Regions from separate parts of the Homo sapiens genome. Here region 1 is linked to region 2. The links are chromatin loops, found by intact Hi-C in ENCODE. Cell type or tissue: Caco-2. All regions are shown on one strand. Each heading gives the region's core, and the rest is flanking DNA. Links, peaks and the distances in the headings are about the cores only.

The links. A loop is a pair of places that touch in the nucleus more often than their neighbours do. Peaks named below come from ENCODE experiments on the same cell type or tissue, not always from the same donor. Only the 100,000 strongest peaks of a DNase experiment are listed, where the experiment ranks them.
Region 1: it touches region 2 in a loop (4-fold over the local background); 2 of 110 quality-filtered maps call a loop at or near these places.

The regions. Positions count from the first base shown.
Region 1 is chr1:236,487,467-236,503,811 of GRCh38, forward strand. No RefSeq gene overlaps it. Among named protein-coding and RNA genes, the nearest start is that of LGALS8, 28 kb to the right of the region's middle. RefSeq lists an enhancer at 15,703-15,997. In Caco-2, for the core only: no CTCF peak of the experiment used is centred there; DNase peaks (open chromatin) are centred at 6,747, 7,265 and 8,065.
Region 2 is chr1:236,389,535-236,405,879 of GRCh38, forward strand. EDARADD (EDAR associated via death domain) reads left to right here and starts at 4,752. Exons shown (of 6, transcript NM_145861.4): 1 at 4,752-4,971. The coding sequence starts at 4,911. RefSeq lists silencers at 290-466, 5,624-6,033 and an enhancer at 5,374-5,423. In Caco-2, for the core only: no CTCF peak of the experiment used is centred there; DNase peaks (open chromatin) are centred at 7,976, 9,037, 10,237 and 10,837.

The sequences.
Region 1 (16,345 bases), core at 5,054-10,053, 95 kb after region 2:
GGGAGGCCGAGGCGCGTGGATCACGGGGTCAGGAGTTCAAGACCAGCCTGGCCAAGATGGTGAAACCCCGTCTCTACTAAAAATACAAAAAGTAGCCAGGCGTGGTAGCGGGTGCCTGTAGTCCCAGCTACTCCGGAGGCTGAGACAGGGAACTGCTTGAACTGGGAAGGTGGAGGTTGCAGTGAGCCAAGATCGTGCCATGCACTCCAGCCTGGGCGACAGAGTGAGACTCCATCTCAAAAAACCAAAACAGAAATAGCACCTGCCCCCACCCCCTGCCCGCCCTCCTTCCCGCCCCCGTCCTTTCCTAGACTTCACTCAAGTCCTCTGCTCAGAGGAAGCCCTGCTCTACTGAAAGCCACAAGGCCATTCTCGGTGGCCTGGGACAGCAGCCCAAGACGTGGGCTTCTAACTGCCTCCGAAGGGGCCACAGCAGCAAACATAAATAAAAATAGTAAAATGTTCTTAAATTATAAATTTAAAATTTGGAAAATTTAGTGAGCACAGCTTCTAGGGGGCATGTTTCCAAAATTCCAACCACAAAAGTGCAGTCTCAAAACTGACTGTAAACCGAACATACCATCTCATCTCAGACACAGCTATTGTTCACGAGTGTCAGTGGAACTTTCCTCCCTTGAGATGGACCAAAAACGTCAAGCAAGATGACATTTGCTGATTTGCAGGCTTCAGGCAGATAAGATACGGGCAGAGTTGAGTGTGCGCCTTTACCCTTAAATTCAGGAATAGCAGGAACAGCAGGAAAAACGTAGGACCACAGCGTACGTCCCACTTGTCTTTCATTTTGATATCATTATTTCCAGAGTCCTGATTGCTAGTCATGTCTAACACTGGATTTATTATCATCTCATTGCTAGCATGGCTAGGAAAGCTTTGAACATCCTTATCATTCTATTTTAATTCCTATTATAATTGCATGGGGAAGTTCCAGGGTGGAAAAATTTCCTTTTCTTTCTTTTTTTTTTTTTAATAGGAGAGTTGGCTGGGCACGGTGGCTCACGCCTGTGATCCCAACACTTTGGGAGGCCAAGGCGGGTGGATCACCTGAGGTCAGGAGTTCGAGACCAACCTGGCCAACATAGTGAAAACCTATCTCTACTAAAAATACAAAGTTAGCTGGGTATGGTGGTGCACACCTATAGTCCCAGCTACTGGGGAGGCTGAGACAGGAGAATCACTTGAATACGGGAGGCAGCAGTGAGCCAAGATCATGCCACTGCACTCCAACCTGGGAGAGACAGAGTGCCATCTCAAAAAAAACAAACAAAAGAGTTGATATAAATTTGCTGTTATAATTTGACTGTACTGTTTCTTGCACATGTTGACATCTGTAATGACTGGAGTTTATGAAAATTTTTGATGAGTAGGAGCATACCATTAACAGAGAGAAATTTAATCAAAAGATTTTTAAAGTTCCTTCAGAGTCCAGACTTTGACTAAGTGTAGTATGATTTATATCTATGTTGCATACAAAAATATCAAACAGTAATTCCCAACTGAAATACAAGTATCAATCAATTGTGTAACAATGCAAAATCATTTAATTTAAAGTTAATTTATAGCAAATGAGTACTGTAATAGCATAAGCATGCCGATACTTTACAAAGGAGAGAGTGGAAAGGTAGGATATTATAACTAATTGATCAAATCATTGTTAAAATTTAAGTTTATTAATACTTTTACTTCTGTCCGTAGGGATCCATGTTAAATTGGGTATATTATAAACTTAACTGCTAATGATGAGGTCCTTTTGCTATTAGAAATCTATTTTTTATTTTTCTTTATTATTTTTTGAGGCAGGGTCTTGCTCTGTTGCCCAGGCTGGAGTGCAGTGGTGAAATTATAGCTCACTGCAGCCTCAACCTCCTGGGCTCAAGGAATCCTCCTGCCTCAGCCTCCCAAGTAATGGAAACTGCAGTCGTATACAAGCACACCCAGCAATTTTTTTTTTTTTTTTTGGTAGAGATGGGGTTTAGCTATGCTGTCCAAGCTGGTCTCAAACTCCTGGCCTCAAGTGATCCTCCCACCTTAGCCTCCAAAGTGCTGGGATTACAGGCGGGAGCCACCATTCCCAGCCTAGAATGAAATATCTTTAGCTAAATTACAGGGCTGGATGTGGTGGCTCATGCCTGTAATCCCAGCACTTTGGGAGACTGAGGGCGGGAGGGTCACTTGAGATCAGGAGTTTGAGACCACCCTGGGCAACACAGTGAGAATTCTGTCTCTATTTTAAAAAGAGAAAAATCTAGGGTATATTCTCTTAAACAAAACTTTCATCTATAATGGTAGTTGATGAGGTCCTATGTAATATGCATTTCCTTGGTTGCAATAGCAAATTACTACACACACAGAAAGGAAAGCCACACTCCCCGACACATCTACACACAGGAGGACTCACACAGGAGGGAGACTCAAAGAAGGCACGTGACTTTTACATTGTTAGGGCTTACATGGTCCTGGGATTTCCCACCAGTACTCAAAAGATCAATTGTATGAACAAGTCACCTATTTTTACGGCACTAAATAATTATTATTCAACAACATGGAAAATATGTGGTAGCAGACCTGGATTTTCCTTAAGAGTTATTTTTATGTGGTACTGCCCCCTGCTGGAATATAACATCTATACACATCCTTTCTGGCTGGGCTGACATCCTAAAACCAGCCCAGGACCAGCCTTTTATTAATATTAATTCTTGGCCAGGCGCGGTGGCTCGCCTGTAATCCCAGTACTTTGGGAGTCCAGGGCGGGCGGATCACGAGGTCAGGAGTTCAAGACCAGCCTGGCCAACATGGTGAAACTCCGGCTCTACTAAAAATACAAAACTTAGCTGGGCATAGTGGCACATTCCTGTAATCCCAGTTACTCGAGAGGCTGAGGCAGGAGAATTGCCTGAACCGGGACCCGGGAGGTGGAGGTTGCGGTGAGCCGAAATCGTGCCACTGCACTCCAGCCTGGGCTACAGAGCGAGACTCCGTCTCAAAAATAAATAAATAAAAATTAAAATTAAAAAATAATTCTTGGTTGTATGCTAAAAGCCTTGCAAGTAGCCCCACTGGAAGATAGGAAGAGTGGGGCTGTTTTACAAATGAGCACATATAAGCAGAACGAGGCCGCCATAATTGAAATGAAGGTCCCCGTCCCGTGGATGTGTTCATCGCTACTTCACCCTGTCATTCGGATCCAATGTGTGACCAGCCAGCTCCAATAACAGTTCCATACTCTGGGAATTATTTTTAACACTCGGCAGGATGCTTTCTTCCTGTAGTTTTAGGCTTAGCCCTTTGTGCACTTTTGGTCTCTTTCCCTTTCAATTTAGCATCCAAGGAAGCGGCTGTGACCAAAGGTAGCTGTCATGTTAAAGGACAAAGTTCATAGTTACAGCAAATATTGACCCAGAGCACTATCCTTGCCCCTTCCTCTATAATGTGCAATGCAAAAATATGTTCTTTTAAGTACAATATTAATAAGTAAGGTCTAGGAGATTTTCTTCCCCCTTCCTTTCTCTTTTAGATGAGTAAATGTTTTATCTAGTTTTGAGGAGACTATCCTTCTTATCACATCTCTTTCCACTTCTGCTCTCCTTGTTTTATAATTTTCCTCTCCTTTGGGTCCGTGTCATTATTTCGTGTCGCTTGTTTTCGAGCCATGCACTCATTTATCAAATCAGATTTCCTCCGTATGCCGACGGCCTTCCTCTCCCTGCCACGGGCTTCCTTTTTCCCTGACTATGCAGAAGCAATTTGTTCGCTTGTGTTTCTTTTTTTTTTTGAGACAGAGTCTCGCTCTGTCACCCAGGCTGGAGTGCAGTGGCGACATCTCGGCTCACTGCAACCTCCGCCTGTCAGGTTCAAGCAATTCTCATGCGTCAGCCTCCAGAGTAGCTGGGATTACAGGTGTTTGCCACCAAGGCTGGCTAATTTTTAGTAGAGACGGGGTTTCACCATGTTGGCCAGGCTTGTCTCGAACTCCCAACATCAGTTGATCCACCCATCTCGGCCTTCCAAAATGCTGGGATTATAGGCATGAACCACCGCATCTGGCCTTGTCTTTCATCCTTAATGACACTTTAGTCCTAATAATGCTAAAATCATTTTCTACTCTTTGAATTGAAACACAGCTTATCTACATGAGCCCAAGGCAGTAGCAACATTCACCTCCATTTCTTCTCTGATCTCTACCTTCTGAACCCTGTGGACTTGGTTGTAAATGGATGAGGGCAAGTCTTGCTTCCTTCCCCTGTGTTTACAGAGGATCGTGGCTGAGATGCTGGGCCACACTCTGGGCCTGCTGGCACCCCTGGGCCGGTGGCTGCTGCCCCTCAGGGTGCTCACCACCTAGACCAGAAGAACCAAGGTGAGGGAGAGCCTGTTTTCTTTCTTCCTGTGGCTGCGGGGGCTGTGAGGCATGGGTCTAGTGGCTGTGTTTAGCTGGGGATGCCTCCTAGAAATCAGCTCCACCGTTGAAGAGATCAAAGCAATGCACAGTGCCACTTGAAATGAAACGATTGAGCTTATCAGCGCTTTTGCAAATGTACAAGAGGGTAGCTCCCCCGGACATCCTGAACTGAGCCATGCTCTTCTATTTTGTGTAACAGCCCAGTGACCCCTGAATCTTCCCCTGAGGCAGGTCCCCGAAGCTTCATGGAGGATGTTCCTCAGCTGACCAAGGTGAGGCTCTTGAGCTCCTAAATCTTTGTGATACTGTTTATACATCTTTGTGCTGTACTTTTTAAGCTGACTTCGTGTTATCACCTGTATGATTTTATGTTTTGCTTCTAAATAAGTACAGATTATTTTAAACTCTAATAATGGGTGCTACAAAATTAAAGATTATGTCAATCACTGTCTCTGATGAGTTATTTTATGTAGATTTCAACACAATCATTGATTCATGTGTACTCTTGGTCAGTCATCAGTCATCTGAGTACCTAGTGGGTTTCCAAAATGGGTCCTGGATGCTGGGGATGCAAAGATAAGCAACACATTTCTATCCTCAACAGCCTGTAGATGAGGGAGAATCACTGCGGACAATCAGGGAAGTTACCGGAGAGAGCAGTGCACATGTGGTCTAGAAACTGGTGGAACAAAGTTGAGAATCACTGAACTAGGAGGAAAGACAGGTCACTGACAATCCAAGGCACAGTGACTCACACTCTAATCTCAGCACTTTGGGAGGCCAAGGCAGGAAGATCCACTGAGCTCAGGAGATAAAGACCAGCCTGGCTGACCTATGGAGACCCTTCTCTACCAAAAAAAAAAAAAAAAAAAAAAACATTAGCCTGGCATGGTGGGGTGTGCCTGTGGTACCAGCTATTCAGGAGGCTGAAGTGGGAGGATCGCTTGAGCCCGGGAGGTCAAGACTGCAGTGAATCATGATCACACCATTGCACTCCAGCCTAGGGAAGAGAGCAAGAAAGACCCTGTCTCAAAAACAGAAAAAAATCCAGTAAAATGTTTCAGATGTTGTTAAAGGTGATTTCACTGTTACTTTTCACCTCTCCTCATTTTACATCTCTGACCTATGCTTGTCCTCTGACTTGCCAGACATTCCTAGCTATGGACTTGATGTCTCGACATGGAGGCTCACAGGCACCCCAAACTCAGCCTGCCCTAAGCTGAACCCATGATCTTTCCTTCCAAACTTGTTTCTCACCAGAGTTCCCATCTTATCATCCACCTAGTTGTTCAAGTCATCCTTAAGACCTCCCTCTCCTTCACTGTCTATTCTACCTCCCTAATATCTCTTAAATCCTTCCCTCCTCTCCCACCTCACAGCCACCATCCTAACCTAAGCAGCCACCCTTTCTCACCCTATAATGACCTCCTGGCTGTTCTCTATAGAGTTGGTGAATCCTTTCGTCTTCAGCCTGAACCCCCTTTCGAGGGATTCTTATATATATACATAGATATACACAAATATATATGTACATATGTACATATGTGTGTATATATGTACATATGTGTATGGATATACATATGTACATATGTGGATGTACATATGTACATGTGTATGGGTGTACATATGTACATGTGTATGGGTGTACATATGTACATATGTGTATGGGTGTACATATGTACATATGTATATGGGTGTACATATGTACATGTGTGTATGGGTGTACATATGTACATGTGTGTATGGGTGTACATATGTACATGTGTGTATATATGTACATGTGTGTATGTACGCATGTACATATGTGCATGTATGTGCATGTGTATGTGTGTGTATGTACACGTGTGCATATGTGTGTATATGTGTACACGTGTACGTGTGTATATATATATATATATATATACTGGCTGGAGTGCAGTGGGAAAGTTTTGGCTCACCACAAACTCCACCTCCCAGGTTCAAGTGATTCTCCTGCCTCAGTCTCCTGAGTAGCTGGGATTACAGGCGTGCACCACCATGCCCAGCTAATTTTTGTATTTTTAGTAGAGACGGGGTTTCACCATGTTGGCCAGGCTGGTCTTGAACTCCTGACCTCAGGTGATCCACCCACCTCGGCCTCCCAAAGTGCTGGGATTACAGGCGTGAGCCACCGTGCCTGGCCGGATTCCTATCTTGAAGACGAAGCCCCAGACCATCGACACGGCCTCAAGGCCCTGCATGACGCCTCCTGCCCCAACACCTCGTGTCATCTTGCTCTCCTCTCCCGCAGCTCCTGAGGCTTTAGCCACCCTGGAATTCCAAGTCCCCATGGTCATTTTTTTTTCCTGCTCAAGATATCACCATGTGCTGTCCCCTCTGCCCTTGTCTACACCCACGTGTCCTTCTCCCGCCCCGGCCACACTCATGGGGCACACTGTCCTTCCCTGGCTAATCCTCCCACACTCGATACCACTTTCTCTGGGATATTGCACCCGATCTTCAGCCGCAGTTGTCTTCCTATGACCCACTCCCACAGCTCTCGCCACAATGGTAATTGTTTGATTCCTACTTGTTGTCCCTGTGAGACTGCAAACCCCAGAGGACAGGGGCCCTGGGTTCTCCTTCGCCTCTGGATCATCAGCACTAACTGAATACCTGGCCTAGAAGAGATGCTAACGATGCTGAATGAATAAATAAGTGGAAAGACTCTCAGTAAAGCAAAACCTTTCTTTACCATTTTATGGCCGTCAAGGAGGAAAACACATTATCAGTGGAAAACGCAAAATGAGGGGATTTGCTTAGCAAACGATGAATTCCTCTGGCACCCTGGCAGCCTTGGTTTCTTTTGATGAGGTCCACCCCCTTCCATCCATCTTCTGGGCTTAAGAGATCAAAGCAAAACATGCTGTGGAATTCGATACTGGTGCAGGTTGCACAACATTGTGACTGAACTAAAAGCCACTGGATGGTACAACTGAAAATGGTGAATTGCGTGTTGCATGAATTATAACCTAACTGGGGAAAAAAAGGCTTAAAAAGAGACAAAGCTTCCCCCACAATGGAAAGGAAGGTATAATAGAAACAGCAGCTCTCAAACCTTGGCAGGATAATGAAACCCCGTTTCTATTTTTAAAAATTAGCTGGGTACAGTGGCACGTGCCTGTAGACCCAGCTACTCGGGAGGCTGAGGCTGGAAGATCGCTTGAGCCCAGGAGTTCAAGGCTGTGGTAAACTATAATCACACTACTGCACTCCAGCCTGGGTGACAGAGAAAGACCCTGTCTCAAAAAAGGAAGGAAAGAAGGAAGGAAGGAAGGAAGGAGGGAGGGAGGGAGGGAAGGAGGGAAGGAAGGAAGGAAGGAAGGAAATAGCAGCTCTGAGCTTAGAAATAGGAGTCTATTTCTAAGTGGGAGATGGGGAGAAGGAGGGAACTGGGGAGGTGAGGAAGAAGCAGGTATTGTCACCAGTGAGGACTGTGCTGTTGTGAGCCCAGCTAGGCAACTGGCAATTCCATTCTGTTAGTGACAGCTACAATAACCCAAAGCCCTCTGGAGCCCTGCTTTCCTCTGCTCTCTTCGTGGCTTGACTAGGAGCTGAAGATCCTGTACCTCTTAGAGCATCTGGGGCGCTGGGCCCTGCAGCAAATCCCATCCTCCACCCACCCCGCCTCCCTCCACCCTCCACCCACCCCACCTCCACCCTCCTCCACCTGCTGCCTCGAGGCCCCTCCCACTCCCGGGGTAGACAAAACAGTTTAGAGGCTGAAGTCACCGGGGCTGTAACTGTTGGATTTGCACATGTCATAGAAAATCATCATATGTTTTGTGTGGACTCCATGCATAACAACAAGAGAACCAACCAGACCCCATAGACAGAAGGGAGTGTGAATTGGAGACAAAATTTAAATTATGAGTTGCCTTCTATTCAGATTTCTCCCATTTTTAACAAAAAGGAGCCCAAATTCCTAAATGTTATGGTTGTTTGCAGCAACTTATCATCTTTCTCCTTTCCTTCATAGCCAAGGTTTTTGAAAGAGCTATCTGAGGCCGGGAATGGTGACTCACGCCTGTAATCCTAGCACAGAGGCTGAGGTGAGTGGATCACCTGAGGTCAGGAGTTCAAGACCACCCTGGCCAACATGGCGAAATCCCGTCTCTACTAAAAATACAAAAATTAGCCGGGCATGGTGGCGTGTGCCTGTAATCCCAGCTACTCAGGAGGCTGAGGCAGGAGAATCACTTGAACCCAGGAGGTGGAGGTTGCAGTGAGCCAAGATCTCACCACTGCACTCCAGCCTGGGCAACAGAGTGAGACTCCATCTAAAACAAAAAAAAAAGTAGCTGTCTGTTCTTTCTTCTCGAACTCTTTTTCCCGCTGGAGTCTGTGACCTGCTGCCGTCTGCCTCAAGTGAGAGGGACTAGCAGATCTGGTGAATTACCTTCTAATGCCCGTACCCTGCCCATACCAGCTTCAATCTGTATGTAGAAGCTTAGCTTGCTCCATGCATGGCCTCCAGCATCCACTGGTCACAAAATAACACAAAATAGCATGAGAGAGAATGGTCGCATGGAGCGGAGGAGCTGCTGAGACTGAACCCAAGCCAGGGCTACTGCTGGGTGGAACTGGACATGCCCAGCCCATGGGAAAGTCTTCCCACAGAAGTCATATTTGCAGGGGTCTCCCAGGAGACAGCACATTCTGAGCAAAGGAGTGAGGCAGAGATAACTATTCAGGAACCAAGAGACTCGCTGGAAAGAAGCAGAGATTTTCAGCCCAGCGTAGTGGATGTTTCTTGAATCTTCCCCTGTGGATGCCCCAAACCTTGAGATCCTTCCAACAAATAGCACACTACTAACAAACTGTGACTCAAAGAGAGGGAAACATGGTCCCCTGCTCTGTCACAAATCACTGTGAAGCTTTGGCACCCTGACTGCTCAGGTGGCCACCAACACAGAAGGACCACGAATGGCTGAGTCAGGAAGTCACAGCCGTGTGGCTGGAAGAGGCTCTGCCTTGCTCTGGGAGAAATGCCTATCCCCAAGGAAGCCTTAGTATCCATGGGAGAGAAACACTGTAGCAATGGCCCCCAGGACTCTCGGGAAGCCACTTCTGGTGGGAGGGGACTCAAAGGGTGCTGGGGGACCTGTGTCTGCATCTGGAAGTGAGGAGCCAGGAAAATTTTCTTTCAGTTTCTTTCTTTTTTCTTTTCTTTTTTTTTTTTTTTTTTTGAGAAAGGGCCTTGCCCTGTCGCTCAGGCTGAAACATAGTGGTGCGATCTCGGCTCACTGCAACCTCCACCTCCCAGGTTCGAGTGATTCTCCTGCCTCAGCCTCCCGAGTAGCTGGGACTACAGGCATGCACCCCCACCCACGCCCAGCTAATTTTTGTATTTTTGGTAGAGATGTGGTTTCGCCATGTTGGCCAGGCTGGTCTCGAACTCCTGGCCTCAAGTGATCCTCCCGATGTGCTGGGATTACAGGTGTGAGCCACCACGCCCGGCCTCTTTCTGCTTCATTTAACATTAATGGTCATCCCACAGCATGGTGCTGTGCACCTGTAGTCCCAGCTACTCAGGTGGCTGAGGTGGGAGAATCACTTGCGTTCCAGCTGTAGTGAGCCTTGATTGTGTCTGTGAATAAATGCCACTTCTCTCCAGCTTGAGCAACATAGGGAGACTGTCTCTTAAAAAACAAAACAAAACAGGCTGGGCTCGGTGGCCCACGCCTACAATCCCAGCACTTTGGGAGGCCAAGGCAAGAGGATTGCTTGAGCCCAGGAGGTCAAGAGCAGCCTGGGCAAAATAGGGAGACCCCATCTCTACAAAAAGATAAAAAATAAAAAAATTAACTGGGCATGGTGATACACCTGTAGTCCCAGCTACTCTGGAGGCTGAGATAGGAGTATTGCTTGAGCCTGGGAGGTCGAGGCTGCAGCGAGCCATGATCATGCCACTACACTCCAGTCCAGGCAGCAGAGTGAGATCCCGCCTCAAAAAAATAAAACAAAACAAAACTCATCTCTCCCTTGGCTCCTGAGACTACAATCCCTCACGGTTCTTTTCTACTTCTCTGTTTTTCTCTTCTTGTCTCCCTTTTTTTCTGGTCTCTCTGTCACCCAGGCTGGAGTGCAGTGGTGTGATCATAGCTCACTGCAACCTTGACCTCCTGGGTTCAAGAGATCCTCCCACCTCAGCCTCTCGAGTAGCTAGGACTACAGGCTCACACCACCATGCCTAGCTAATATTTGTAGATTTTGTAGAGATGGGGTCTTGCTATGCTGTCCAGGCTGGTCTCAAGCTCCTGGCCTCAAGTGATCCACCCACCTCAGCCACCCAACGTTCTGGGATTACAGGGGTGAGCCACCGCGCCCAGCCGATAATTGTTGAAAAATCATTTTCAGTTAAGGTATCCAGTCAAGGTCAGAAAATGAGAAAATGTTAAAAAAAAAAAAGCTATAAGTAAAACAGATTCAGTCGGGACATGATGGTTCACGCCTGCAATCCCAGCACTTTGGGAGGTTGAGGTAGGATAATCACTTGAGCCCAGGAGTTCGAGACCAGCCTGGGCAACATAGCGAGACCTTATCCATACAAAAAAATTTAAAAAATACCCAGGCATGGTGGCATACTCCTGCATTCCCTGCTACTTGGATGGCTGAAGCGGGAGGATCCCTTGAACTCAGGAGTCAGAGGCTGCAGCGAAATATGATTGTGCCGCTGTACTCCAGCCTGGTTGACAGAGCAAGACTGTTCCCCCACCCCCCTGAAAAAAAAAAAAAAACCTAAATCCAAATTTTAAAAGTTTCCTTGACTCTTCAACTTGCTCACCCTCCACCAAATAAAATAACTACGAAGGAGGCTTATTTTTTACTATTTCCAGGGATACGATATATGTTTGTCCTGAAAATATACATCATGGCTTTACTCAAGCCACAGTGATGAGGCCTCATTGTCACTGTAGCCTAATTACGATTTTATAACTCCATTTAAAATTCAATTTAAACACAGTTTAAAAATTCAGTCCAAGTCAAACATGCTCTCAGTAGCTAGAAGCAAAACTCTGTTCAGGTCCTTGATGGATCTATTTGTACTTTCTTTCATGAAAACAGAAAGTCCTTTTTTACACACCATGCAACAGGAAAATTCATAACGGACATTGTTTTACCTGTTCTTGGCAAAGACAAGTGAGCTCTTAACAAGCAAGGTAACTATGGAGATGATGTTTTGCTCCAAGTTAACACTTACATATTTAATTAGAAAGATTTCAAAGGTGGGCAGATTCACTGGAAAGTTTCCAAAAGCTTCACTTGTTCAACAAATAATGTTAGAGAGGGAGCACCGTGCCCTCGGGCCCCTAGGAATTAGTTCCACATGGTCCGGTCCTCTGTCCAGTGTGCCCAGCATCCACTTGGGAGAACAGCATGGCCTTCTGTCCAGGGCAGCCCACGCCAGCACTGCCTGCCCTTTCAGGCCCATGGCTCCCATTAAGTGCCATTTCGAGCATACTTAGCCAAGTTTCCCTACCATGGCCAACAAAGAGGTTGTTCAAAAATGCTTGTCAGGTCGGGCATGGTGGCTCACGCCTGTAGTCCCGGCACTTTGGGAGGCTGAGGCGGGTGGATCACCTGAGGTCAGGAATTCAAGACCAGCCTGGCCGACATGGTGAAACCCCGTCTCCACAAAAATACAAACATTAGTTGGGCATGATGGCGGGTGCCTGTAATCCCAGCTGCTCAGGAGGCTGAGACAGGAGAATTGCTTGAACCCGGGAGGTGAAGGTTGCACTGAGCTGAGATCACACCATTGCACTCCAGCCTGGGCGACAGAGTGAGAATCCATCTCGAAAAAAAAAAAAGTTTGTCAACGGTTTCACTGAATCCAGAATACTTTTCTAAAATGTCAACCCTATAGAATACATTTTATAAAATTATGAAGGCCTGGTCTGGTGTAGTGGCTCACGCTTGTAATCCCAGCACTTTGGGCAGCCAAGGCAGGTGGATCGCTTGAGGCTGGGAGTTTGAGACTAGCCTGGCCAACAAGGCAAAACCCTGACTCTACTAAAAAATACAAAAATTAACTGGGCGTGGTGGTGCACACCTGTAATCCCAGCTACTCAGGAGGTTGAGACAGGAGAATCACTTGAACCCAGGAGGTGGAGGTTGCAGTGAGTGGAGATTGCGCCATTGCACTCTAGCCTGGGTGACAGAGCAAGACTCTATCTTCAAAAAATAGATAAATAAATAAAAATTAAAACAAAATAAAATTATGAAGGCCTTAGGTCAGAGAATTACCGAGGGAATATTCAAAGTTATACCTCCAAGTATCTACAATGAAGATACTTTCATCAGAAAAAAGGAGTTTACGGCCAGGCCCTGTGGTTCATGCCTATAATCTCAGCACTTTGGGAAGCCAAGGCTGAGGCAGGAGGATCACTTGAGGCCAGGAGTTCGAGACCAGCCTGAGCAAAAACGTGAGATCCCATTTCTACCAAAAATAAAAATGTAAGGTAGGCATGCAACTGTAGTCCCAGCTACTCGAGAGGCTGAGGCAAGAGGATCGCTTAAACCCAGGACTCCAGCCTGAGCAACAGAGCGAGACCCTGTTTATAAAAAAAAAAGAAAAAAAAAAAGAAGAAGAAGAAGGAGAAGAAAGGAAATAAAATTTAAGAAAAAAAAAAGGACTTAATAAGGTTGAATGAAGGCAAGAATATTCTTAGCTCTGTTTAAGTCAAGACCTGAGTAGTAGCTCTACGTAGCTGTATGTCGATAATGTTTTTGAGACAGCACTACTGATAAATTGTTACATAATAAACTGTTATGGCTGGATGCAGTGGCTCATGCCCATAATCCCAGCACCTTGGGAGGCCGAAGTGAGTGGATCACCTGAGGTCAGGAGTTCGAGACTAGCCTGATCAATATGGTGAAATCCCATTTCTACTAAAAAAATAAAAATTAGCTGGGCATGGTGGCGCACCTGTAATCCCAGCTACTCAGGAGGCTGGGGCAGGAGGATTGCTTGAACCCAGGAGACAGAGGTTGCAGTGAGCCGAGATTGCGCCATTGCACTCCAGCCTAGAAGACAGAGCGAGACTCCATCTCAAATAAATAAACTGTTAAATTAAGTTTAGCCTAAAGCTACCCCCTTACATATTTTAAGTTCAGTCTAAAGGTTTCCCTGCACATAGTGAACTGTAACCTAACTGGATGCGTAAACAGACTATAACCTACTCTTGGGCCAGTCACTGAGTTTTGGTCAATCAAAGGCAGCCAACTGTTCAAACCAGGTTAAAATAAGGCAGATGCTGAGCTCTAACCAGTCCAGCCATTTCTGTACCTTGCTTCCATTTTCTGTCCATCACTTTCCCTTTTCTGTCCATAAATCTTCCACCACGTGGCTGTGCTGGAGCCACTGTGAAACTATTCTGTTTCAGGGGCTGCCCAATTCATGAATCATTCCTTGCTCAATTAAACTCTGTTCATTTAATTTGTCTAATATTTTTCTTTTAATCAAAGTAATTTGGCCGGGCACAGTGGCTCACGCCTGTAATCCCAACACTTCGGGAGGCCGAGGTAGGTGGATCACCTGAGGTCAAGGGTTCAAGACTAGCCTGGCCAACATGGTGAAACCCCGTCTCTACTAAAAGTACAAAAATTAGCCGGGTGTGGTGGCGGGCGCCTGTAATCCCAGCTACTCGGGAGGCTGAGGGAGGAGAATCGCTTGAACCCGGGAGGTGGAAGTTGCAGTGAGCTGAGATTGTGCCATTGCACTCCAGCTTGGGCGACAGGGCAAGACTCTGTCTCAAAAAAAAAAAAAAAATTAATTCAGAGACCTACTCATGTGAAGTTGTATTTTTTTATTCTCCATATTACAAAACAGAACAATTGGCACAGGGATGAAGAAATACTTTGCAAAACATCTAGAGAGGTTAAATGCCATGAGTCTTTAAAATGTAAGACTGCTTTCACCTGAGCAATCTAGTGTCCATTTCTAGAGCTAGCTTAAATGTCCGTGTAAATCCCCGTAATTGGTTGGGATAACAATTACCTATGTTGTATAACTTGAGTCAAAAACTACGTTTCCACTGCCTGCCACCCCTATGGATGGTTTTCTCTTAAGGTATCAAATTTTACTGGGAAAGACCTAGATAAAATACAGCGAAAATGAGGCGGGGCGTCCTGGCACATGCCTGTAATCCCAGCGCTTTGGGAGGCTGAGTCAGAAAGATCTTTGAATTCAGGAGTTCAAGACCAGCCTGGGCAATATAGTGAAATCCTGTCTTTACAAAAAATTAAAAATTAGCCAGGCATGGGGGCATGGGCCTGTAGTCCCAGCTACTTGGGTTGGGTGACTGATGTGGGAGGATCACTTGAGCCCAGGAGGTTGAGGCTGCAGTGAGCTCTGACCATGCCCCTGCACTCCAGCCTGGGTGACAGAGCAAGACCCAGTCTCAAAAAGAAAAGAAAAAGAGTAATGTTAGGTCAAGGTAGAACCTACCTTGACTTTCTGTTACTATGGAAGATATTCTGGGGTATCTCTGAGATCCAAGTATTATGGCACTTAAGTAATTCCTATCTATTGTTCTACTTGGTTCCTCGGGAGTAAAAGTCATATTCAAACCAAAAAGGCTGTGGGATTTCCAGAATTTTAAAAGCAATAATAGTTAATGTTCTCCCATGGGAGTTACTCCACATTTTTACATATGTTCCATATGTTAACTCATTTAGACCTTACCTTTATGAGGTAAGTCCTCTTCTTATCCCCACTTTAGAGGTGGGAAAACTGAGGCACAGAAAGAGTAAGTTGCTTGCCTAAGGCCCTGTTACTAGCAGGTGGTGAAACCAGCATTCCAACCCGGGAGTCTGGCAAATGTGTGTGAAGAGCACACGTTTGGAAATGACAGTCATGAGGACACTGTAAGACTTCTGGAATGTTTATAATTTCACCTTTGCTTGTTATTTTTCCTGTCTGTTTCCCTAGAGTGAGCTGAGTGAAAAAAGAAAGAAGAAAGAAAGAAGAAAGAGAAAGAGAAAGAAAGGAGAGAAAAAGAAAAAAGAAAAGAAAAACAGAAAAAGGGAAAGAAAGAAGAAATGAAAGAAAGAAAAGAAAAGAAGAAAGAAAAGAAAGAGAGAAAGGAAGGAAGGAAGGTGGGAGGGGAGGAAAGGAAGAAGAAAGAAAGAAGGGGGACAGAGGGAGGGAATGAAGGAGGGAGAGAGGGAGGGAAGGAGGAAGAAATAAAAAGATGAGGATCTGTATGCTTGAGGGGTGGAGGTGGGGGGCTTGGGTGGGAGTGTGGGATGGGCAGAAAGCTGGAGGGAGCCCTGGACCGACTGCATTCCACAGAGGATTGTGGGTGCAACGTAGGTGGCAGATTGAGAAAAGCAAACAAACAAGCTCAGCCTTTGGAGCTTCGGGGAAGAAAAAAAGCTGAGCAGTGAATGCTGGCTTCCCACGGAGAAGGCAGGCTGCTTCGCCAGCTCACATCCTTCCGCGCACCCACTTCCTCTTTCCGGAGGTCACTTTAGATTGCTTTATGGCAGGATCTCCAGGTCACAGGAATGTTATGTTTCGACTGGGGTTTCCCCCTCCCCTGGGATGCCTGGGCCAGCTCCCCAAGGGCTAGTCTCTGTCCCAGGCCCCACACTCCCATAGCACTCAGCAAAAGCCTAGAGAGAGCACCGCAAAATGCCAAACGCAACAGGACCGCGTAGGAAGAAGACGCTTGGAATGACAGGGACACTAGAACTGCCCATGGTCGTGGTCTCAAATTTTTGTTCCATGGTCTGAAATACTAAAAGTTCTTAAACAGCTACTTGATTTCATACTATTGTTTTGAAGAAAACAGTGTTTGTTTGTTGTTTTGTTTGTTTGTTTGTTTGAGACAGAGTTTTGCTCTTGTTGCCGAGTTTGGTCCATGTTGGTCAGGCTGGTCTCGAACTCCTGACATCAGGTAA
Region 2 (16,345 bases), core at 7,539-12,538:
CACGCACTGGAATGCTGTGTCTCTGACAAACAGAAATCAAATCAGCACAAAGGTAATATTTTACTTAAGCTTCTGTCCCTCTGTTGACATTTTGGAATAAAACTTTCCAGATAATTTTATGTATGTATGCAAAATCTACAAGGCAATTGACTCCTGTATAATAATGAATGCTTAAGAAGGTAACAAGACTAGGCATGGTGGCCCACACATGTAATCCCAGTACTTTAGAGGCCAAGGCAGGTGGATTCCCTGAGCCCAGGAGTTCGAGACCTGCCTAGGTAATGTAGTGAGACTCCTGTCTCTACAAAAAATAAAAATAAAAAAATTGGCCAGGCGTGGTGGGGTACATCTGTAGTCCCAGACACTCAAGAGGCTGAGGTGGAGGGACTGCTTGAACCTCAGGACGACGACGCTGCAGTGAGCTGTGATCATGCCACTACACTTTGCACTCCAGCCTCGGAGACAGAGCAAGACCCTGTCTCAAAAACAAGAAGGTAGCAAAAGAAGATTTAATATTTTCTGATAGGAATGGAAAACCAAACATCGTGTGTTCTCACTGATGTGTAGGAGCTAAGCTATGAGGATGCAAAGGCATAAGAATGATACAGTGAACTTTGGGGACTTGAGGGAAGAGTGGGAGGGGGCAAGGGATAAAAGACAACCAATATGGTGCACTGTATTCTCCTCGGGTGATGGGTGCACCAAAATCTCACAAACCACCACTAAAGAACTTACTCATGGCCGGGCGTGGTGGCTCATGCCTGTAATCCCAGCACTTTGGGAGGCCGAGGCGGGCGGATCACGAGGTCAGGAGATCAAGACCATCCTGGCTAACACGGTGAAACCCCATCTCTACTAAAAATACAAAAAATTAGCTGGGCGTGGTGGCGGGCGCCTGTAATCCCAGCTACAGGAGGCTGAGGCAGGAGAATGGCGTGAACCTGGTAGGCGGAGCTTGCAGTGAGCTGAGATCCAGCCACTGCACTCCAGCCTGGGGGACAGAGCGAGACTCCGTCTCAGAAAAAAAAAGAACTTACTCATTAACCAAATACCACCTGTACCCCAATAACGTATGGAAAAAAAATTCTGATATGTTTCTCCTGCATTTGGATGAGGATGTAAATTCAACTCTAATAAATTACAGTGTATCAAAAGGATTAAAGGGTCTCTCCCTGCATTCTCTCCTAGCTCTGTTCCATCCTACACACAGCTGCTGGATTAATCTTCCAAAACACCAATTTTCTCATGCCACTTTTCAAAAACTAGCTTCCTGGCTTCCTGTTGTCTAAAAACTAGTTTCAGATGCTTTTGTCTGGCATTCAAGAAGGTCAGTAGTCTAGAGCCTCCTAAATGTTTCACTCCTGCTCCTTCCTTCTACCACTTACCACCTGTGTGCTCTTGGGTTAGTTGTTATTATTATTATTATTTTTTGAGATGGAGTCTCACTCTGTCGCCAGGCTGGAGTACAATGGTGTGATCTCAACTCACTGCAACCTCCCCCTCCTGGGTTTAAGTGATTCTCCCACCTCAGCCTCCTAAGTAGCTGAGAGTACAGGCGCCTGCCACCACGCCCAGCTTGGGCTAATTATTTTAAGACCGGTCCCCCTGTCCCTGTAAAGATCCCACGCACCTCCTCCACTCAGTGGCTCACTGTAGCAATGCCCTGAAAGGCTGTAATTGAGTCATATTCCAGCCCCTGGACTCAGGAGTCAGGGGTGATGTCGCCACCACCTAATTGCTTGGATTGAGGATGGGAACAGTGATTCTCAAGAAGAAAACTTGGACACTATTACCAGAAGTTAGTACAACTGCCTTAAAGCACTCTGGGCAAAATTTAACAACTGTCTGTTCCAAAAATGCAGAGACATGGAAACTTAGTAACTCTTGTTGGGGCATCTTCCATCACATATGATTCACTAAGGGTATATCAAGCAAATTCAACTGTAGGAACTGGCACATTCTGAGGCATAGGGTCTCTTATGTTCCTAAATTTATATTTTACCATCGTGGTTCTAGCCACTTTTCTGTAGATCAGTCCCACTTGAGCAGCCCAGTTTGCTGGGTTTTATCTGTATGGAATGTACATATCCTTTGAAGTAAGACACATGTGGTTCAATAATGTAACTTTTTAGATTGCAGAAATTTCACTGTAACACTTACCTCAAATGGCATAAAATAAGCAAAAACATGTATTCTGTGATGAATCAAACAAAATATATTTTGAGTTGTTGTTTCCCCCATTTAAAACAGCACATTTCTGATCATTGTCATCTGTTTGTGAAAAGACATGAGACCAACAGTCCTTTCCACACTTACGGCTGCAGCCTTGTGCCCATGAGTTAAAGCCTCGGAATTTGCCTGAAACTTTCCCTGTCAATCCGAGATGGTCATGACCAAGCCACTTTGCTTCCATACATCTTCAGTGCCTCCTTCCACACACACATCTTTCCTGGTTTAAACTTTCATTTCTCCAGTACTATAGCAAAACAGTATTTGCAAATCTCTTTTGACCACAAACTCCTAACAGTCAGGGACTTCTCATTTGGATTTCCCCAGGGCTTGGAATTTTGTTTTGTTCATGGGGAGGGGGTGAGATTTTTAAAATTGCATTAATGAATGAAACCAATCAATCCATTGCTCCATGCTGTGTACAAACACTGTAATAAATATTGGTTGACTTCTTATAACTAAGGCAATAGGAGCTTCTCTCAATAAACTAAATTCCAAGGAAAGAATGAAGGTAGGAAAGTAGCTGGTTTATTTGCACCTACTATATGACAGGCCTTAGTTTAGGTTTGTTTGTTTGCTTGCCTGGAGACAGGGTCTCATTCTGTCACCCAGTGGTGTGGTCTGATCATAGCTCCCTGAGGTCTGTAACTCCTTGGCTCAAGTGACCCTCGTGCTTCACCCTCCGAGAGTAGCAGGGACTACAGGCATGTACCACCATGCTCAGCTAATTTTTTTTTTTTTTTGTCAGAGTCTTGCTCTATCACCCAGGCTGGAGTGCAGTGGCACAATCTCAGCTCACTGCAGCTCTGCCTCCCAGGTTTAAGCGATTCTCCTGCCTCAGCCTCCCAAGTAGTTGGGTGCCTGCCACCACACCTGGCTAATTTTTGTATTTGTATTTGTATTTATTTATTTATTTATTTATTTTGAGATGGAGTCTCACTCTGTCACCCAGGCTGGAGTGCAGTGGCATGATCTCAGCTCACTGATCCTCCACCTCCTGGATTCAAGTGATTCTCCTGCCTCAGCCTCCCAAGTAGCTGGGATTACAGGTGCCTGTCACCACGCCCAGCTAATTTTTGTATTTTAAGCAGAGACGGGGTTTCACCATGTTGGGCAGTCTGATCTCGAACTTCTGACTTCAAGCGATCCACCCACCTTGGCCTCCCAAAGTGCTGGGATCCAGCTAATATTTAAATTATTTTGTAGAGACTGGGTCTCAAAATGTTGCATAGGCTGGTCTTGAACTCCTTGCCTCAAGCAATCCTGCCACCTTGGCCTCCGAAAGTGCTGAAATTGCATGTGTGAGCCACCATGCCCAGCCAGTATTTTCACATAAACATTATTTCAGTGAATTCTCACAATCCTGCAGACACTTGCAGACTCAGTTTTGGTTTCTTACTTAATGTAACACAACCTTAGAGTGACAGGTCCATCAGCGAAATCCAGCATATTTGACTCCATGATTACCAAATGCACTATCTCCATTTATTGGAAAAGGAAAATTGGAGGTCACTCAAAGAGCAGTGAAGTTATGGAAATATGAAATTTTTCACATGACTCTGAGATTGAGTGTTTGGGTACTATCGGGAAATGTTAAAAATGTCCATTTTCTTTTCTTTCTTTCTTTCTTTTTTTTTTTTTTTTTTTTTTGAGACAGAGTCTCACTCTGTCGCCCAGGCTGGAGTGCCGTGGTGCAATCTCAGCTTACTGCAACCTCCACCTCCCAGGTTCAAGCGATTCTTTTGCCTCAGCTTCCTGAGTGGCTGGGAGTACAGGCATGTGCCACCAATCCAGCTAAGTTTTTTGTATTTTTAGTAGCGGTGGGGTTTCATCACATTGGCCAGGCTGGCCTCGAACTCCTGACCTCAAATAATCCACCTGCCTTGGGCTCCCAAAGTGCTGGGGTTACAGGTGTGAGCCACTGCACCCAGCCCAAAAATGTCTATTTTCAATAGTGGTTTAAAACACTCTTGGACAGCAAAAGAAATAAAAGTTGAAGGACATTGTGACAGCAAATTGATTGTATGGGAACTCTGGTGAATGCGAATCATTTTTAAATTACTTTTTTTGTAAAGTGCAAAACAACAATAGCACCCATTTGCGTCATACTTTATAGTTCGCAAAGCACATGGGAAAAATAAAGGTAATGATGGGGATCGTTGCAATTCATAGGAAAGGAGGCACGAGGAAATGAAAATGAAAGGGAGTAATAACTACGTAACTAGTCAATCTTCCTTAAAAAAAAAAACCCTTAAAATATACCACCATCTTCTATTTGATATAATGCAGAATGGGAATGATAAAAACATGAATTACATTTCAGAGTTTCAAAAAGCAAACCAGCTTTATAGCAATGCTTGAGGTTGGGCTGCTAACAAGCTCACTCAACTAGTGTTTCCTGACGGCCAACGTCAGAATAATTCCATCTCCATGAGAAGTACAGAAAGAACCACAAACCAAACCTCCAAATTGATTCTAAGATAAAATACCCTTAAAAAAAATTTCCCTTCCTATCCGAAGGCAGACCAAGAGGAAGTTTATCCTCCCACCTACAAATTCCCCAGAGAGCTTTCATCTAGAAGGTTTGACTCTGGCCAGACAACCAGCGAGCATCTTCTCGCAATCTGTTGCTTCTTCCATGGCAAACTCCAGAGAATTAAGAAGCCAAACTCAACATCGCCATGGGCCTCAGGACGACTAAACAGATGGGGAGAGGCACTAAAGCTCCTGGTCACCAAGAGGGTATGTAGGCATTTGCTGTCTTCCTGGATTTCTCAGAGCTGAGTTTTTAGCCAGAGGTTGCTTATTTACGATAATTCTTGGATATATTATACACTAAATACTATTATTATCTTTTTCGACCCGACTTTTATCTTTCTGTTCTTATGTGTGAAGGCAGAGAAAGATTATTTAGAGCTCTTCAAAGATTCCTATTTAATTTAAAATGCCTGTCGCCTTCCTATAATAGGCTTATGATGGATGATAGCTTTAGTTAAAATGTAGCAATCTTAAATATATTCTTCATAACCAATTCCAACGTGTTCTCACTTAAGTAATGGGTATAAAACCCCACTTAAGCGTAATATTTTAAATATTTGAAGCCATCTTTTCTGAGAGAACCCGAAGCTGTTTTTTCTAGAGAAGCTGTGAGTGTGTATTGGGCGACTTCTGTTCACTCCTTTTCTGCAGCACTCACCCTGGAGGTCATGTAGTAACTAATGCCAAAGAAAAATCAAAATAGAAAGTACCAGCGTGTGCCATCATGCAGCGGCAGAGCCTGCTTAAAGATCAGGAAATTTGTCTAAATATCAGATCGCCGGCGGGCATCTCAGCCCAGGCCTGTGTAAGGGGAGTTCTGGTGTCTCAGCTGAGGGCGTGAGTAGGGAGCCAGGAAAGCGACCCGCGACTGCAGCCGTTTCTTAAGGCCAGTCCTTCGCTCGCAGTCTGTCCCGGGCGGCAGTCGTGTCAGCCCCCCGCTAGGACCCGCCCAGGGGGACGTGGGTACCGGGCAGGACGCGCGCTCTGGGCGCTGGGGACGCCCGGGACACTCGGGGCCCCGCCTTGCGTCCCAGCCCCGGGTCGCGGCACCCCGGCTCCCGCCCCGCGCCTCTGGAGGGAGGTACCGAGGGACGCGCAGCGAAGGGGCTTTGCTAATTGCCAAAGCAGGAAGTGAGCTCGTGGAAGAAGCGAAGGAGGAGAAGAAGAAGGGAGGGGAAGGCGGAGGAGGGCAGGGGCGCGCAGAGCCACGGTTTGCTCCAGGCGCGTCGGAACCGCAGGACTTTTCATCCCCGTGGTCCCACGGTCCTCCCGCGCCCCGGAGGCCTGCCAGCCCCGCTCGGACGCTCGTTTGCCCCTAACCCGCCGCCATGGCTTCACCGGACGACCCTCTGCGCGCAGGTAAAGGGACACAGCGCCGCGCCCGCTCCTGGAGCGAGCACCGCGGGGCGGGAGCTCGGGAGGCGCTCGCAGCAGCCGCAGGGCTATCGAGGCCGGGCCTCGGCGACCCCCGAGGGAGGCCCGGGAACCACCCCCGACCCAGGCGCCAGACCCGGAGTCGCACGGGGCTCCCAGTCCAGCCCCGCGAGCGGCTGCTGACCGCCCCTCCCGCGCTCGCCAGGGCCCCTGCCCCGCGTCAGCCACCGCGCGCCTTCCCCCTGCCCATGCCGCAGCCCCCGTGGCTTTTGTTCTGGACTCGGGATGCCAGGTTGAGACACGTCCTGCAAACCTCTGGCAGAAATGGGCGCAAGGGGGTGGATTTCGTTTTCGCCTCCCGGGCTTTTTCTTTCTCCCCGCTCACATGCCTTCTCATTACTCCTCTTCCTCTCTCCCATTGCACTTTGATGAAATGGTTTTGTCTGTCTAAACATTGGCCCTCGGAGCTATTTCATCAGATAGTATCCGCAGAATCGAGAGGCGGATCCCACCTGTGGGATCCCATCTGTGATTAGAATGGCCTCTAGTTCTGTCTTTATTTTAAAATATTGTGTGTTGGTACCCGAGGTCGGAGTGGAGATTTTTCTCTATTCTCTCACGTGAATCTAAAATCCGTCCCAGACCTCGCTTTCCTGGAGTTCTCTCTCTCCGCTGTCCTATAACCTAGACGGTGACATCCGTGGGTGTTTCTTGAACACACGAATGAATGATCTATCCCTCAGAGTACACTGGGGCTTTACTTGGTTTTGTTGAGGTTGGAAACACTGAAGAGAGTTACACAGAACCTGATATAACCGTTTAGATAAACGCGTTTCCTATTTCATTTCTTGAGCTTGGGCAGGGGCCGAGTTTGAATGTTCCATCCTTAAATTGTGGCTTCAGCAGTCAAAAGGAGACAGTGTGTCTGCAGGTGGTCAGAAGACTACACCCAACAACTAAGTTGGCATTGTGATGGCTGGGTTTGGGGGCGTTTCTTGGAAACTTCAAAGAAAGATCTACCTTTTTTTTTTTTAAGTGGGGATTGTTAAACATTTTATCAATTGGATGCGGAAAATAAATACATTGTCTAGATATTCTTCCCCATCCCCATACCTATTGTTTGAAAAAACAGAAGGGGAAACAAAGGGAGAAACCCTCCTACTGCCCCATCCCACTCCACTCCTACCCTAGCATCCACCTCCTTTTCTGAGAACTGAATTGACAAGGTGCCAAGGGGTGTTTTAGGCTGGATTTTACTACTAGTGGCCTCAGATCTCATTAAATGATGATTGCAGGGGTGGGGGGTGGGGGAATTCAAAAAGATCTTGAGAGAGATACACTGCATGGAGATAAAATGTAAAATCTACTTGGGCTCCCCTAAATCGACAGTACCAGGCAAGATGGGGGCTGGGAAACAGCTCAGCAGTGACCACAGTGTGTAAAAAGCTCAGTGGCTGGGTGCAGTGGCTCAGGCCTGTAATGCCAGCACTTTGGGAGGCTGAGGCAAGAGGATTGCTTCAGGCCAGGAGTTTGAGATCAGCCTTGGCAACATAGTGAGACCCTGACTCTACAAAAAATAGAAAAATTAGCCAAATGTGCCAGTGCATACCTATAGTCCCAGCTACTCGGGGGGCTGAGGCAGGAGGATTGCTTGAGTCCAGGAGGTCGAGGCTGCAGTAAGCCACTGCACTCCAGCCTGGGTGACAGAGCAAAAACCTGTATCTCAAAATAAATAAATAAATAAATAAAAAGCTACAGGTTCCAGATTTCCCAAGATGGTGTTCTTAGTCTGCCCAGCCCAGCCAAAATGGATGTGCACAACCTGGAACAAATGGGCAACATGGAACAAAGGGATTTCAAAATCCCAGGACATGTGGAGGAGTGAGAGGACAGAGGATATGATGATAAGAGGGCGTCATGTGGAAAGAATCTGTCTCTTTGACTTCAAGAGGTAGAACCCAAACCTGTCGGTGAAAACTTTAGAGAGAGATGGATTTGGGCTTCCTACAAAGAGAAAGGAGGCCTCCTAAGGGTGAGAGCTCCCCACCAGTTGGCAGAGGATGCTGAAGAACATACTTGACCATCTGAAAGATGATCCAAATGTCCATTCCCGCTCTGGGACTCTATTCTGTCTATAAAATGAGCGCTCCTCCATTTAAACACAGGCGCACACACACACCCCAATTTCCCCTTCCTAACATATTGTTTCGTTTCTGCAACCCACAGGAGACATCCCCTTACTCCTATTTCTGTAATGAAACCATAGATGGTGCCCATATCTTGAGCTCGCTTTACCCCAGACCAAGTGACCATACTCTCTCGCCTGATTTCCCACACTCTTCTCCCGCCTGGTGTTTTCACACCATTCCAACGTAGGTTTTCACACCCACTCTTGCCTTCTGGTAACCTATTCTGCAAAAGGTTGCCAGGGCCATCTTTTATTTTATTTTTATTATTATTATTTTTCAAGATGGAGTCTCACTCTGTCACCCAGGCTGGAGTGCAGTGGCGTGATCCCCACTCACTGCAACCTCCGCCTCCCGGGTTCAAGAGATTCTCCTGTCTCAGCCTCCCAAGTAACTGGTATTACAGGTGCACACTACCACACCTGGCTAATTTTTTGTATTTTTAGGCTGGTCTCGAACTCCTGACCTCAAGTGATCCACCCACCTCGGCCTCCCAGAGTGCTGGGATTACTGGTGTGAACCACTGTGCCCAGCCAGTCGTCTTTTAAAAACAAATCGGATTCTGCCATTTGTCTGTGCTGGCTTTGAATCCGGTGCTGGCTTTCCAACACTCCGACAGATCCTCAGTCCTTGAGGCTTACACACTCTGTGCAATCAATCCCTACCTGTTCCTTCACTTGCCTCACCTGACACCTAGCTTGACCCCTGCTCTCTGCACGCAGCCGTGCTGCCTCCTTTCATTTCCTTGAAGCCTCTTGCACCCTCGTGCCTCCTGGCCTTTGCAAACTTTGTTCCTGCGGCCTGGAAGGACCCCTGCATTCCAGCCCTCACCCCATCCTCCACCCACCCGTTTCCTTCTACTTAACCTCCAGATTTCAGCTCATAGGTCACCGGGATCCAGCCCGATGTTATACATGCTCAGCAAACCCTGTACCTTTCCTTTCTGGCACCTGTCACAATTTCTAGCTGTGATTATTTGGCCACCGTGGCTATTTCCAGTAGGAAATAAACTCGTGGACAGAGGTCATGTCTGTGTGGTAGCTCTCCCTAACACTCAGCATAGTACTCCGCACATAGTAAGCCCTGGGCAAATACCACCTCAGTGAATGAAGGAAGGTTATAAAATTTAACCACAGGCTCTTTAAAGAGTTGGGGGGAGAAAAAGCTCTTCCCGTATTGGCATTTTAGGAACTTACTCATCGAGTTAGCCGTATTAACTAAGTTTTCTTTGTAAAGTTAAAGTAAGATGTTTGTATATCCACGTGCATATAACAAAAGTATGTATATGATTATAGTATATTATGAGTTAATTGTATTTATTTATTTATTAATTTTTTTGAGACAGAATCTCACTCTGTTGCCCAGGCTGGAGTGCAATGATGCGATCTTGGCTCACGGTGACCTCCACCTCCTGGGTTCAAGCAATTCTCCTGCCTTAGCCTCCCAAGTAGCTCGGATTACAGGGGTGTGCCACCACCCCTGGCTAATTTTTGTATTTCTTTTTTAGTAGAGACGGGGTTTCACCATGTTGGCCAGGCTGGCCTGGAACCACTGACCTCAAGTGATCTGACTGCTTCAGCTTCCCAAAGTGCTGGGATTACAGGCATGAGCCACCACGCCCTGGCCACACCCTGGCCATGAGTTAATTTTAAGTGACTTTTTACATTGAGAAAATTCACAAGACTGTCACAGTCACATGGAAGGAAAACAATGATGGTGGTTATAGTGTAGCTATCACCCTGTGTCTCTCCCACTGAGAAACAGTCTCACAATGGATGAGCCAGATTTGTCTGTCAAATGTTTGTAAAATCTGTTTGTTCATGATTGTTCATACAGATAGATTTTACAGACAGAAACAAACAACCGGGCTTTGAAGGTCTGGGTCAAAGGTGGCACAATTCCTTGCTTCGTTGCAGTAAGGCAAGTGCCGACGGCCACAGAGCATTGCAAAAGAGCACATTCTCCCTTTGTTCTGAGACTCCACACCGCAGGGCTGTTTCCTGGGGGAACCCTGGGCCTGGGCCACCAACTCAGGACAGCCCCAGTGGTGGCATTCACCTCTCACTGCCCCTCCTGTGGGCTTCAATGGGTCCAAGGTGGCAACCTACCCTCCTGTGGCATTGGGCGCAGTACCCAGGACTAAAGGATAAACCACTTCCTGGAGCACTCATATGTGCAAAGCTGGACCAGCCAATTCTTTCTGCAGATACACCAAAGAGAGGGATGGCAATCTGTGGTTTTCCCTTCTCTGCTCCTTCTGCCCTTTCTCTTTCTCCTCCACGTGGGTTTTCCCAATGCTCACTTCATTTCTCTTCCTTTCTTACAACGCCTCTGCTTTGTGAGTTTCCTTCTCTCTACCCAAGCATTTTCCCTGAGCTTTATCTCTTTGTTTGCTGTCTTCCCTCATCCTCCCCTGCCCTCTTCTGTTTGATCCCCCGTCAGTAGCCTGGCTGACACACTTAATGCTCGGCTGCCCTCCAGAGAGGTTGCTGTAGGGATGTACTTCTGTGATCCTTGCCCCTTTCCCAGCTTGTTCAGCCCCTGCTGCGGGGTCTGAGGTTGACAGAGTAGCCGAGGTCAGGGTGAGGTGCTGAAAAGACAGAGGAAGCTCAATGAAACAGTGTCAGCACCACCACGCAGCAGCACCCCTGCAGCTCTGAGAGCTTCTGGAATCCTGAATATGTCTCAGGACTCCAGAAAAACTTCCTTTTGTTTTTTCTGTCTCGCTCTGCACTCAGGCTGGAGTGCAATGACACGATCTTGGCTCATTGCAACTTCCATCTCCTGGGCTCAAGCAATCCTCCCACCTCAGCCTCCTGAGTAGCTGGGGCCACAGGCTTGTACCACCACACCCGGCTATTTTTTTTTTTTTTTTTTGTATTTTTAGTAGAGATGGGGTCTCGCCATATTGCCCAAGTAATCTCCTGAACTCAAGCAATCTGCCCTCCTTGGCCTCCCAAAGTGCTGGGATTATAGGAGTGAGCCACCACACCCCACCTCCAAGCCTTTTTTATATCCAATAATGACAATAGCAGTCAAAAGAAAAGTTATGGGCTGGGAGCGGTGGCTCACGCCTATAATCCCCAGCACTTTAGGAGGCCGAGGGAGGTGGATCACCTGAGGTCAGGAGTTCAAGAACCAGGCTGGCCAACATGGCGAAACCCCATGTCTAATAAAAATACAAAAATTAGCTGGGCACCTGTGATCTCAGCTATATGGGAGGCTGAGGTGGGAGAATCACTTGAACCCAGGAGGCAGAGGTTGCAGTGAGCTGAGATCACACTGCTGCACTACAGCCTGGGCGACAGAACAAGACTGTCTCAAATAAAAAAAAAAAAGCTATGGTACAAAACAACACACAAATAACAAATGAGAAAGAAATTAATCCTGCAATCACACATTCAAATAATTGCCTGTAATTCTTCACTAGAAAGCACAGTGACTGCACTTTTCTGGCTCAGGATGCTTGGGAAGGCCAGGAAGTCCTGACATACTTCCTTGTTTTCTCTGAAAGGACATCTTTAGAGATGTTTGAACTTCCTTTGAGAAACCGTCTCTAGGAAGCATTCACCGCTATCTGATGTCAGAATGCGGCAGTGCAGTCCTCGGCCGCCCCACCAGTGTCTGTTTCGGGTTATGTGCTGAGGATTCTTTCTGGAGAGGCTGTTGCATACAGTACGTGTTTCCCAGCATTCCTGAAGAGGCTCTGATTTGGTAGATGATGGGATTTGAGTCTTTGAGTTGAAGAAGAGTAGATGAGATTTAGGATTTAGAGTGGATGCTGGAATGATTAACGCTTTTGGGGATGTCGGGAGGAGGCAAATAGATTCTGCATGTGGAAAGGATGGGCAGGGGGCAGAGTGTGAACTGTTACGGGTTGAATTGTGCCCCTCTAAAAAGATATGTTGAAGTTGGAATTCCTAGTACCTCAGAATGTAACTTTCTTCGGAAACAGAGTCTTTCCAGAGGTAACCAATTCAAAATGAAATCATCAGAGTGGGCTCTAAACCAATATGATTGGTGCCCATATAAAAAGGGGAAATGGGACACACAGACACTCACCTTCTCAAGAGAGTCTGTCGGGTGGTCAGTGTATGAACCACTTCTATTTTATTTTGAGACCAAGTTTCGCTCTTGTTGCCCAGGCTGGAGTGCAGTGGTGCTGTCTCGGCTCACTGCAACCTCCACCTCCCGGGTTCAAGCGATTCTCCTGCTTCAGCTTCCTGAGTAGCTGAGATTACAGGCATCCATCACCGTGCCCAGTTAATTTTTTTATTTTTAATAGAGATGGGGTTTTCCCATATTGGTCAGGCTGGTCTCAAACTCCTGACCTCAGGTGATCTGCCCGCCTCGGCCTCCCAAAATACTGGGATTACAGATGTGAGCCACTGTGCCCAGCCCACTTCTATTTTAAATTTTATTTTATTGGCCAGGCGTGGTGGCTTGTGCCTGTAATCCCAGCATTTTGGGAAGCCAAGGTGGGTTCAGGAGTTTGAAACCAGCCTGGGTAACATAGTGAGACCCCCATCTCTACAAAAATAAAAATAAATTAGCCAGATGTGACAGCACATGTCTTTAGTCCTAGCTACTCAAGAGGAGGTGGAAGGATTGCTTGAGCCCAGGAGGTGGAGGCTGCAGTGAGCTGTGATTAAGCCACTGCACTCCAGCCTGGGTGAGAGAGTGAAACCCTGTCTCAAAATTTTTATTTTATTTTTTATTATTTTAAATAAGTAGAAATGAGGTCTCACTGTGTTGCCCAGGCTGTTCTCAAACATCCTGAACTCAAGCAATCCTCCCACCTTGGCTTCCCAAAGTGCTGGGACTACAGATGTCAGCCACCACACCTGGCCATGAGGCACTTCTAGAACCTGATTATACTGGAAAACAGGCAGATTATGAAGCCAGAAAGTCCCAGATACAAGTTCTGGCTTTTCCACTTACCTCTTACCCTGTGATCTTGGATACTCAATGTGTGAAAAAGGGGATGCCTAATGCCTTCCTCAGGGTTACTGGAAGGCTTAGCTGAGACTGTGTGTAAGCCATGCCATGCAGAGCAGACGCTAGGGAAGCTTTTAAACTTTTCAAACTTGTCTTGTCTTTTCTTTTTTTTTTGAGACAGAGTCTTGCTCTGTTTACCAGGCTGGAGTGCAGTGTTGAGATCTTGGCTCACCGAAATCTCCGCCTCCTGGGTTCAAGCGATTCTCCTGCCTCAGTGTCCCCAGTAGCTGGGATTACAAGCATGTGCCACCACGCCTGGCTAATTTTTGTATTTTTAGTAGAGATGGGGTTTCACCATGTTGGCCAGGCTGGTCTCGAACTTCTGACTTCAAGTGATCCACCCGCCTTGGCCTCCCAAAGTGCTGGGATTACGGGCGTGAGCCACCTGTTCGAACTTTTCTAAGTGAGAGCTTTGAAAGCTTTTTTCTTTTCTTTTTTCTTTTTTTGAGAAGGAGTCTCGCTCTGTCGACCAGGCTGGAGTGCAGTGGCGTGATCTCGACTCACTGCAACCTCCGCCTTCCGGGCTCACACCATTCTCCTGCCTCAGCCTCCTGAGTAGCTGGGACTACAGGTGCCCGCCACCATGCCCGGCTAATTTTTTGTATTTTTAGTAGAGACGGGGTTTCACCACGTTAGCCAGGATGGTCTCGATCTCCTGACCTCGTGATCCGCCTGCCTCGGCCTCCCAAAGTGCTGGGATTACAGGTGTGAGCCACCACGCCCAGCCTAGAGCTTTGAAAGTTTAATTGTGAACTTTCAGCTTGGAGGTGCTCTTTGACCCATGTGGATACTACTACTCACCACTCACGGACTTTTAAAGCAGGAAGGGGATGCAGAGGTGCTCTGTTCACCTCCTGAGATTTAAGTTGGGGATTTAGGACCCACAGAAAGAAAATGAGGGTGCAGCCCGCCCTGCCTGCTCTCACCCGCAGCCTCTGTGAGCCAGGCCAGGTGCCCTCGCCAGCCCTGATGCATCAGTTCACCAGGTTTCTCTCATGCCTTTTGAGGAACTTTCCAGAATATGCTTGAGGGAGTTACACCTCATTCTCACTGCCGGCAGAGATATCCCCAGCAGTCAGTTACCAGCTAATTTGAGGTGATCTGAGCCTTGTGCAGAGTCACCGACCTGGGGGAGCCCAGGCAGCTTTGGCAGAAAAGCACAGCCTGGCATAAGATGGCAGCCATGAGCAGAGGACAGATCCCGCACCGGCCCTGGCGAAACCACTGGCCTTGTCTCCGATGGGCTCACGTGGCCCCGCTTCTCCTCTGCTCCTCTGCCCGTCCTATTAGATATCAGAGCCTTGCCTGAAGGCTCAGCCTGCTGTTAGGCGGGGGCTGGGAAAAACAAACATTTTAAAGCTTCTAGATAAACGATTTGATTTTACACTTAATAGTATCGTAAACATGCAACTCCAAGTTCCTAAGAAAGACCTTAGGGCAGCTTTCCACTTCTGAATCAGTCTCAAATAACCAGGATCTGCTCTCCTCCAAATAACTTCCCTGGTACACACTCACATCTGGACCTGTGAGAACAAAAGGAGTCTGCCAGGATCTAAAATAAAGGCCAGGGAGAAGGTGCAGTTTCAGATACAGTGCATGGGCGCCACCGTGGGCCTGGGTCAATGAGTGTATTTGGCAGTAACATGTATGTAAGAACTTAATCCACAGCTTGATATAAGGCAAAGGCTGATAAAGTCAGAACCGCAATCAGAAAAATCATAAAAGACCTGACTAGCCTGGGCAATATAGCGAGACCCCGTCTCTACAAAAAACAGAAACAAAATCCCCCATACATTAGCTGGGCATGGTGACGCATGTCTGTGGTCCCAGCTACTTGGGAGGCTGAGGTGGGAGGATCGCTTGTGCTTGGGAGGTTGAGGCTGCAGTAAGCGGTGATCACATCGCGGCACTCCAGCCTGGGTGACACTGTGAGACGCCGTCTCAAAAAAAATGTCTGGCGCGGTGGCTCACACCTGTAATCCCAGCACTTTGGGAGGCTGAGGTGGGTGGATCATCTGAAGTCAGGAGTTTGAGACCATCCTGGTCCAACATGGGGAAACCCCATCTCTACTAAAAATGCAAAAACAAATCGGGCATAGTGGTGGGCACCTGTAATCCCAGCTACTCAGGATGCTGAGGCAGGAGAAACGCTTGAACTCAGGAGGCGGAGATTGGAGTGAGCCGAGATCACGCCACTGCACTCCAGCCTGGGCGACAGAGTGAGACTCCATCTCAAAAAAAAATTAAGTAATTAATTTTTAAAAAAAGACCTGAAAATGCCTCTAACACCTGTTCTAAAAGTAGTGCCTTTCCCAGTTCCCCTCTCACTTCATTGTTGTGCTTCAGAAAACAAAAAAACCTAAATTCTCTGTGTCTTTCTCATCTTAAGTTCCATTTATTCTGAGATGTCAGACCGAAGCAAGAGACTTTGTGCCTATAAACCTGTGATGTCTTCTGTCTCTATCTTGTTGGCCTCATAACCCTCCAACACAAGCCCTGGGATCTCACAGAACTCGGTCAGAGTCTGAGGAGTGTTGATTGAAATTCACCCACCCAGGTGGTTCCCAAATCCAGAATAATGGTAGTAAGCTGAGTGTGGGATCCGGAGACCTGGAACTCCTCATGGTGCAGAGGAAGAGCCCGAGGCTTAGAAAGCTTACGTGACTTCTCCAAGGTCACACCTCTAGGCTTGTCCAAGGCCACAGCTCTAGACTTGTTTAAGGCCAGACTGCTAGCTCTTAGTGATGTGCCACTGAGGACCGGTCCTTCCTTGCTTTTAACTGTCCTGTGTGTGTCCTCAATGATGCTTTTTTTGTGGCTCTGCCTTTCCCAGCGATCTACTGCATTTTCCTCTCCTTCCTTTCTTTTTCTTTCTTTCTTTCTTTCTTTCTTTCTTTCTTTCTTTCTTTCTTTCTTTCTTTCTTTCTTTCTTTTCTTTTTCTTTCTTTCTTTCCTTCCTTCCTTTCCTTCCTTCCTTCCTTCCTTCCTTCCTTCCTTCCTTCCTTCCTTCCTTCCTTCTT